2 separate regions of the Homo sapiens genome follow, and region 2 is linked to region 1. Evidence: read pairs that join two places in POLR2A ChIA-PET (ENCODE). Cell type or tissue: Caco-2. All regions are shown on one strand. Each heading gives the region's core, and the rest is flanking DNA. Links, peaks and the distances in the headings are about the cores only.

What was found. Peaks named below come from ENCODE experiments on the same cell type or tissue, not always from the same donor. Only the 100,000 strongest peaks of a DNase experiment are listed, where the experiment ranks them.
Region 2: POLR2A ChIA-PET joins it to region 1 with 8 read pairs; 5 of 35 experiments call an interaction of 5 or more read pairs at or near these places.

The regions. Positions count from the first base shown.
Region 1 is chr1:10,193,176-10,197,566 of GRCh38, reverse strand. No RefSeq gene overlaps it. Among named protein-coding and RNA genes, the nearest start is that of KIF1B, 15 kb to the left of the region's middle. In Caco-2, for the core only: no CTCF peak of the experiment used is centred there; a DNase peak (open chromatin) is centred at 1,726.
Region 2 is chr1:9,934,520-9,938,910 of GRCh38, reverse strand. It overlaps LZIC (leucine zipper and CTNNBIP1 domain containing), which reads left to right. Exons shown (of 8, transcript NM_032368.5): 3 at 2,284-2,392; 4 at 3,284-3,419; 5 at 4,051-4,149. The coding sequence starts at 2,292. Among named protein-coding and RNA genes, the nearest start is that of LZIC, 6.7 kb to the left of the region's middle. RefSeq lists an enhancer at 1-87. In Caco-2, for the core only: no CTCF peak of the experiment used is centred there; no DNase peak of the experiment used is centred there.

The DNA of each region.
Region 1 (4,391 bases), core at 164-4,163:
CCAGCTACTTAGGAGGCTGAGGCAGGAGAATCACTTGAACCCTTGAGGCAGAGGTTGCAGTGAGCCGAGATTGAGCCAGTGCACTCCAGCCTGGGTGACAAGAGCATAACTCTGTCTCAAAAAAAAAAAAGAATATGTGAAACAAACAGAGATTGACTAAGTATTAACTAACAAAAATAAAGAAAGGAGGAGGAAAAAATCTGAAATTCTATCAATAGCGAGGTAACATTCTAAGTGGCTGATTCAACCACATTCATCCTCTCTGCTGCAAACATCCCAGCTTCAGATGTGTTACTTTAAAAGTTAATTCTCCCACACACTTTACATCAAAATTAGGTCATACCTGCATCCCCGCCAAGAATGGCCAAGAATGAGTGCGCTTGAACAAAAGGATACAGTTTGTAAAAAGAAAAAAGATGAGATATTTATGGCTAAAGAGGTTACTTGGCAGCAATTTTAGGCTCTTAGTCCACTCCTGGCAAAGAGAAACAGAAATTGCTTATCTTTTTTTTAAAGATTTGTTTCCTTTTTTCCCCTTCAACTGGAACTCTGTCCTTGATTTGGTCAAAAGGAAAATTGGTAAGAACTAAGAAACTTGATTTTTATTCCCCTCACTTGCTACCTTCCTGACTGTCTGAGTTCCCAAGCAAGTCAATTAATAGGAAAGTTGGGATTTGGGGTTTGAATTGAATCCTGGTCTATAATGAGCCCATATTTTTCTCTGCAGGAATGGACTCTCAGTTCCAACTCTGCACACACATTAAATCGTCCAGTTTTTACTAGAAGTATCTTATTTTCATCAGTGCCTGGCTCCTAATCCACCAATTTGATTCATCTCATCTCCCTCCACCCCTTTTTTTGCCATTTAAATGGATATGCACCCTTTTTTTTTTTTTGAGATAGAGTTTCGCTCTTGTTTCCCAGGCTGGAGTGCAATGGCATGATCTCCACTCACTGCAACCTTCGCCTCTCAGGTTCAAGTGATTCTCCTGCCTCAGCCTCCAAGTAGCTGGGATTACAGGCATGTGCCACCTCACCCAGCTAATTTTTGTATTTTTAGCAGAGATGGGGTTCCACCATGTTGGCCAGGCTGGTCTCGAACTCCTGACTTCAGGTGATTCACCTGCCTCGGCCTTCCAAAGTGCTGGGATTACAGGCGTGAGCCACTGCACCCGGCCACAAAAATTTGAGATAAACGGTCATAACATCAGGCCAGCCTGCAATGCTCTAGGTGAAATATTGTTTGCACCCTAGATTTATCGGACACAAAGCAATAGGCATGGAGAGACCTGCAGATGAGGCTCCTTTGGCTGCCACAGGATTTCTCAATCATCCTAAAGAAATCAACTGGTGCTGGGCACAGTCGTTCATGCCTGTAATCCCAGCACTTTGGAGGCTGAGTTAGGCAAATCACTTGGAGTCCAGGAGTTCGAGACCAGCCTGGGCAACATAGGGAGACCCTGTGTCTACGAAAATAATTTAAAAAATTAGTCAGGCATGGCCGGGCATGGTAGCTCACGCCTGTAATCCCAGCACTTTGGGAGGCCAAGACAGTCAGATCACGAGGTCAAGAGATCGAGACCATCCTGGCCAACATAGTGAAACCCTGTCTCTACTAAAAATGCAAAAAAAATTAGCTGGGCGTGGTGGTATGCACCTGTAGTCCCAGCTGCTTCTTGGGAGGCTGAAGCAGGAAAATCACTTGAACCTGGAGGTGGAGGTTGCAGTGAGTCCAGATTGCGCCACTGCATTCCATCCTGGTGACAGAGTGAGACTTCGTCTCAAAAAAAAAAAAAAAAAGAAAGAAAGAAAAGAAAATTAGCCAGGCATAGTGAAGTGCACCTGTAGTCCTGTAGTCCCATTTACTCAGGAGGCTGAGGCGCGAGAATTGTCTGATCCTGGGAGGTCCAGGCTGTAATGAGCCATGATGGCACCGCTGCACTCTAGCCCATGGTAAAGAGAAATGTGTCAGGCATGGTGGCTCACATGTGTAATCCTAACACTTTGGGAAGGCAAGGCAGGGGGCTTGCTTGATCCCAGGTGTTTGAGACCCGCCTGGGCAACATAGGGAGAACCTGTCTCTACAAACAATTTAAAAATTAGCCGGCGTGGTGGGAGAATCGCTTGAGGCCAGTAGGTTGAGGCTGCAGTGAGCCATGATTGTGCCACTGCACTCCAGCCTGGGCAACAGAGACCCTGTCTCAAAATAACAACAACAAAAAAACCCTGGCAGGGCGCTGTGACTCACACTTGTAATCCCAGCACTTTGGGAGGCTGAGGTGGGTGGATCACTTGAGGTCAGGAGTTCGAGACCAGCCTGGGCGACAGAGTGAGACTCTCTTTCAAATAAAAAGAAAAACGTTTTTGCATCACTGAAGGCCTCCCTAGATTGTAAGCAAAGACAGTGAAACACAGCCCTCTAAGACAAGGCAACTCTAAGGAAGAAGCTAGGCATTTATTTATTTTTAATTTAATTTTTTTTTGAGATGGAGTCTTCCTCTGTCACCCAGGCTGGAGTGCAGTGGTGCGATCTTGGCTCACTGCAACCTCCGACTCCCAGGTTCAAGCGATTCTCCTGCCTCAGCCTCCCGAGTAGCTGGGATGACAGGCAGTACAACCACGCCTGGCTAATTTTTGTATTTTTAGTAAAGATGGGGTTTCACCATGTTGGCCAGGCTGGTCTTGAATTCCTGACCTGAAGTGATCTGCCTGCCTCAGCCTCCCAAAGTGCTGGGATTACAGGCGTGAGCCACTGTGCCCAGCCCAAGCATTTAGATCTATAATATTTATATAAACAATTGACTGTGTTTGTAACTAAAAATTAACCCTGCTTATTTATAGCAGGCATTTCCTTACAAGAGCTCAAAGTTTTTAAAAAAGCGATGACATCAGCAATTTCTTTCTACACCTGTGATATTGACAGGTAACATGCTCATTTTACAAAAAGACTGAAAGGTAGAGAAATAATCTCCAAAGAGGCTGCAAACCCATCAGTGCAGGGAACAGAGACCAGAGACCTAGTGACCAGATAAGCCCTGAGCATCAACCAGCTCTCTCTCTCTTTCCTTTTCTCTCTCTCTCTCTCTCTCTCTCACACACACACACACACACACACACTCTCTCTCTCTCTCTCTCTACACCAACAGACTTTCGAGGTCTCGCAAGGTTGGAGATACCACGTTCGACCACAATACAGTCTGCCTGCCCCCTTTTTACTTTTCCATTACTGGCCATTTCTCCAACGTGCTTAGCTTTCAACAAAACAGCATAAATAATTTAAACCATCATAAAAAGCAATACGCGATACAGAAGGACGGAAGATTTAGAGACTGCCTGCTGGAAATCGGCAACACTACAGTTTCTTTATTCATCCTGGTATCCCACAGGGGTTGGAAAGACGGAAGCAAAGCTCTCGCTGGTGTTTCTTTATTCTCCCAAGAGTGGCTTATAGCATTTGGGGGCAGGGAGAAAAGGCTGAGCTGCAGTGATTTCAATGAGAGGCTGTGTGGTCACAGGCAAGTAACATAACCTCTCTGAATTTTGGTTTCTTCATCTGTAGAGTGAGTATCTACCACAAGGTTCTCGGGATTATTAGATGGAGGGTGTTTGTTTGTTTGTTTGTTTTGAGATGGAGTCTCACTCTGTCACCCAAGCTATAGTGCAGTGGCGTCATCTTGGCTCACTGCAACCTCTGCCTCCCGGGTTCAAGTGATTCTCCTGCCTCAGCCTCCTAGGTAGCTGGGATTACAGGCGCGTGCCACCATGCCTGGCTAATTTTTGTATTTTTAGTAGAGATGGGGTTTCACCATGTTGGGCAGGCTGGTGTCGAACTCCTGACCTCAAGTGATCTACCCACCTCAGCCTCCCAAAGTGGTGGGGATTATAGGCATGAGCCTCTAAGCCCGGCCAGATGGAGTTGTAATCTACACCACTGAAGTGGAGAGGCCAGAACAGAGAAGGAAGCAGATGGAACTGAGAAACCACATAGAGACTGAGAGATCCTGAGGAGAAAGAGGCATTTGGGTTCTGGGAGAGGAGGTGGTGGCAGCTTGGAAAAGAATGGGTGCAGCTCTGGGCGGAAGGGAAGCTGGGAGAGGCGGACGTGTCTTCTGCCTGCCCCCATCACCCTATAATCCTGCACCTGTCAAAAGCAACCCAGGGTGCAGGAGGAGTTCCAGGGAGGCACAGATGTCTGACTGTGTTGACAGGAGCGGAGAGATGGCTGACATCAATAGATAGGCTGACGCAAAGTGTCCCCCTTCTCTCCATTCCCTAAGGACCAGCTGATTAAAACAAATGTAAGGCCAGGAGTGGTGGCTCACACCTGTAAACCCAGCACTTTGGGAGGCCAAGGCGGGAAAATCACTTGAGTCCAGGAGTTGGAGACTAGC
Region 2 (4,391 bases), core at 161-4,160, 260 kb after region 1:
CCCTACTTCAAAGCATAACAAAAAATGTTGCAGGTGGCTTTTGTCTGCAGCTAGAAAACAAAAATTTGTAAAAGTCTTGAATATAAAGATGTATAAATCTTGAGATGGTTAGGGCCTGCCTTCATGGGTCACAAAACGAAGAAGATTTAAAGGAGAAGATAGATTTGTCTATTAAAAAATAATAATTTGCCATGACAAAAAAACATAAAATTTAGTCAGGAGACGAAATAATATTTGCAATTACAAAGGCTTCATTGCTTGATCTTAGGAGGTCAAAGCTGCATGAGCCATGATCATGCCACTGCACTCCAGCCTGGGTGACAGAGCAAGACCCTGTCTCAAAAAAGCCAAAGGCTTTGTATCCATGTTATAAATCAGTAAGAGAAAGATAACCCAGCAGAAAGATGGTCACATTTCCAAAGAAGAAATTCATATTAAAAGATGTTCATCAGCTGGGCTTGTGGGCTTACACCTATAATCCCAGCATTTTGGGAGGCTGAGGTGGGAGGATCTCTTGAGCCCAGTTCAAGACCAGCTTGGGCAACATGGGAGACCCCATCTCTACAAAAAAATAAATTAGCCAGGTGTGGTGGTGTGTGCCTGTGTTTGCAGCTACTCAGGAGGCAGAGGTGGGAAGATGGCTTGAGCTCGAGAGGTTGAGGCTATAGTGAGCTATGATTGTGCCACTGTGCTTCAGCCTAGGCAACAGAGTGAGACCCTATCTCAAAAAAAAGTTCATGCTCACAAGTAATTAGGTCAATATACATAAGACCAATAAGATAATATCTGGAGTGTTTGGGGCTATAATGATTCATTTTATAAAGCAAAGTCACATTTGATCTACATATATATATATATTTCCATTTACCAAATTTGTTTAGAGTAAGATAGACCAATAATGAAGACTTCTAATTAATATGTCAAGTCACATAAAGAGGACTTTCAGGTATTTTTGTGGGGTGTTATTACTATATGAGTTTAAACTTTTATATCTAAATTAAGATTTTCTTTGTTTAACTATCTTTCATATACCTGTAGCTTTTTTTTTTTTTTTTTTTTTTTTGAGTCAGGGTCTCGCTCTGTCAACCAGGCCAGAGTGGAGTGGCAAGATCATGGCTCACTGCAACCTCAAATTCCTGGGCTCAAGCAGTCCTCTCACCTAAGCCTCCTGAGTAGGTGGGACTAGAGGCATCCGCCACCATGCCTAGCTAAGATTGTCTATTCTTTGTAGAGATGAAGTCTCACTATATTGGCCAGGCTGGTCTCGAACTCCTGGGCTCAAGCAATCCTCCCACCTCAGGCTCCCAAAGTGTTGAGATTACAGACATGCGTGAGCCACTGCACCCAGCTGCCTTTTTTTTTTTCTGAAATGTAGTCTCACTCTGTTGCCCAAGCTGGAGTGCAGTGGCGTGATCTCAGCTCACTGCAACCTCTGCCTCCCAGGTTCAAGCAAGCCTGCTGCCTCAGCCTCCCAAATAGCTGGGACTACAGGTAATTTTTTTTTCTTTTTTTTTTTTTGAGCCTGAGTCTTGCTCTGTCGCCCAGGCAGGAGTGCAGTGGCGTGATCTCGGCTCACTGCAAGCTCTGCCTCCCGCGTTCACACCATTCTCCTGCCTCAGCCTCCCAAGTAGCTGGGACTACAGGCGCCTGCCACCACGCCTGCCTAATTTTTTATATTTTTAGGAGAGACGGGGTTTCACCGTGTTAGCCGGGATGGTCTCAATCTCCTGACTTCATGATCCGCCCACCTCAGCCTCCCAAAGTGCTGGGATTACAGGCGTGAGCACCGTGCCTGGCCTTTTTTTCTCTTTAGAGATGGGGTTTCCCCCATGTTGCTCAGGCTGGTCTTGAACTCCTGACCTCAGGTGATCCACCCACCTCGGCTTCCAAAAGTGCTGGGGTTACAGGCGTGAGCCACCACATCCGGCCTTTTTTGTATTTTTAGTAGAGATGGGGTTTCACCATGTTAGCCAGGATGGTCTTGATCTCCTGACCTTGTGATCCACCCGCCTCGGCCTCCCAAAGTGCTGGGATTACAGGCCTGAGCCACCGGCGCCTGGCCGCAGCTGCATATTTTTAATTGCACTAGGGACTGGGTGTGGTGGCTTATGCCTATAATCCCACCTCTTTGGTAGTCCAAGATGGGAGGGTCACTTTAGGCCAGATGTTCCGAGACCAGCCTGGGCAACATAGTGAGACTCTGTCTCTACAAAAAATAAAACTTAAAAAAATTGCACTGGTATGTTAATTTCATATGGTATGTGGGTTTATTGTTTCACATAGAGATTAAAATGGCTTCCAGAGGAAAGACAGAGACAAGCAAATTAAAGCAGAATTTAGAAGAACAGTTGGATAGACTCATGCAACAATTACAAGATCTGGAGGAATGCAGGTAAGAGTTTAATTGTATGTTGTTATGCTGGAAACTGGCGTTTTTTCTGCAGCTAGCTCCGTGGATGCAGGCCCATGTGTGATGATTCTGCATTCCCCTGTAGTGTTCTTTGCAGTGCTTTGTCTATTAGAGAAGTAAACTTATTGCAGGCTTTGGAGTCATAAAGGCTGGGAAATGAAAGTCATTCAGTTAACTACTAAGTGCATGTGAACTTGAGCAAAATACTTACCTTCCTTGAAGTAGAAATAACACCTACTTTGTCTTTAGTATTTAAATCAGTCCTACCTGCTGTCAGGCTAAGAAGGTACTACTTGAACTTCTGGCATGTAGTTTCAGCCTTACCTGCACAAAGGACCACAACAGTTCATTGCAGCTTTTTTTTTTTTTTTTGAGACAGAGTCTTGCTGTATTGCCCAGGCTGGAGTGCAGTGGCGAGATCTCAGCCCACTGCAACTTCTGCTTCCCAAGTTCAAGCGATTCTCCTGCCTCAGCCTCCCGAGTAGCTGGGATTACAGGCATGCACCACCATGCCCGGCTAATTTTGTATTTTTAGTAGAGACGGGGTTTTACCATGTTGGCTAGGCTGGCCTCGAACTCCTGACCTCAGGTGATCTGCCCATCTCAGCCTTCCAAAGTGCTGGGATTACAGGTGTGAGCTACGGCACCCTGCTTTATTATGTGGTTTCTTAAGTATCCTCATTTTGGTAAAAGAAAAATGTTTACCAAAGTAACTATATTGCAGGAAAATGCCCTCACTACTACTATGTGAACACATTCACCATCAGCATTTTGATATTTCCCTTCAGTCTTTCTCTAATGTACAAGTATTAAGATTGCATTTTTCACTTGGAACTCTTCATTTTTCCATATCATGATGTTCACCTATTTCAGAGAGGAACTTGATACAGATGAATATGAAGAAACCAAAAAGGAAACTCTGGAGCAACTAAGTGAATTTAATGATTCACTAAAGAAAATTATGTCTGGAAATATGACTTTGGTAGATGAACTAAGTGGAATGCAGCTGGTAAGTATAACATATAGGCGACAGAGGACAGACTTTGTTTTTTTGTTTGTTCTTGTTTTTGTTTGAGATGCATTCTTACTCTGTCGCCCAGGCTGGAGTGCAGTGGGGCAGTCTTGGCTCACTGCAACCTCCGCCTCCCAGGTTCAAGCGATTCTCCTTACTCAGCCTCCTGAGGAGCTGGGATTACAGGCATGTGCCACCATACCCAGCTAATTTTGTATTTTTAGTAGAGACGGGGTTTCTCCATGTTGGTCAGGCTGGTCTTGAACTCCCAACCTCAGGTATCTGTCTGCCTCGGCCTCCCAAAGTGCTGGGATTACAAGCGTGAGCCACTGTGCCTGGCCTTTAGTTTTTTTTTTTTAGAGATGGGGTCTTGCTACATTTCCAAGGCTGGTCTCAAACTCATGGGCTCAAGCAATCCTCCTGCCTTGGCCTCCCAAGGTGTAACTTCTAGATGAGTGTCTGTTTATGCATACACAACATATCCTTCCAGATCTTCATTTAGTTGTGTAATTGCTTCCATGACAGGAACCAGTAAACCTTGATAAAAATTAAGGATCCGTCAATCAGTTATTGCAATATCTGATTTGTTGGACTATTTTGGTTAGTTTTTGCCTTCTTGTGTTTCTAGGCTATTCAGGCAGCTATCAGCCAGGCCTTTAAAACCCCAGAGGTCATCAGATTGTTTGCAAAGAAACAACCAGGTCAGCTTCGGACAAGGTTAGCAGAGGTAAAATTTCTTTAAATTGATTTGGTTGCTGTGTGTTTTTCATTTCCTAGGCCAATTCATTATGATATCCTATGGCTTAAAAATTTGCCAGGTGATTTTAGAGCCACAACTAACAATTTTCTGACAAAATTAGTACTTTGAGCAATTATAGTTGATAATGAATGTAGAGCTTTAAACAATATACGGCAGTTTAAATTGCCACTGACCACTTCTACCTGGACTCCACCTTTAATGTTTTACCA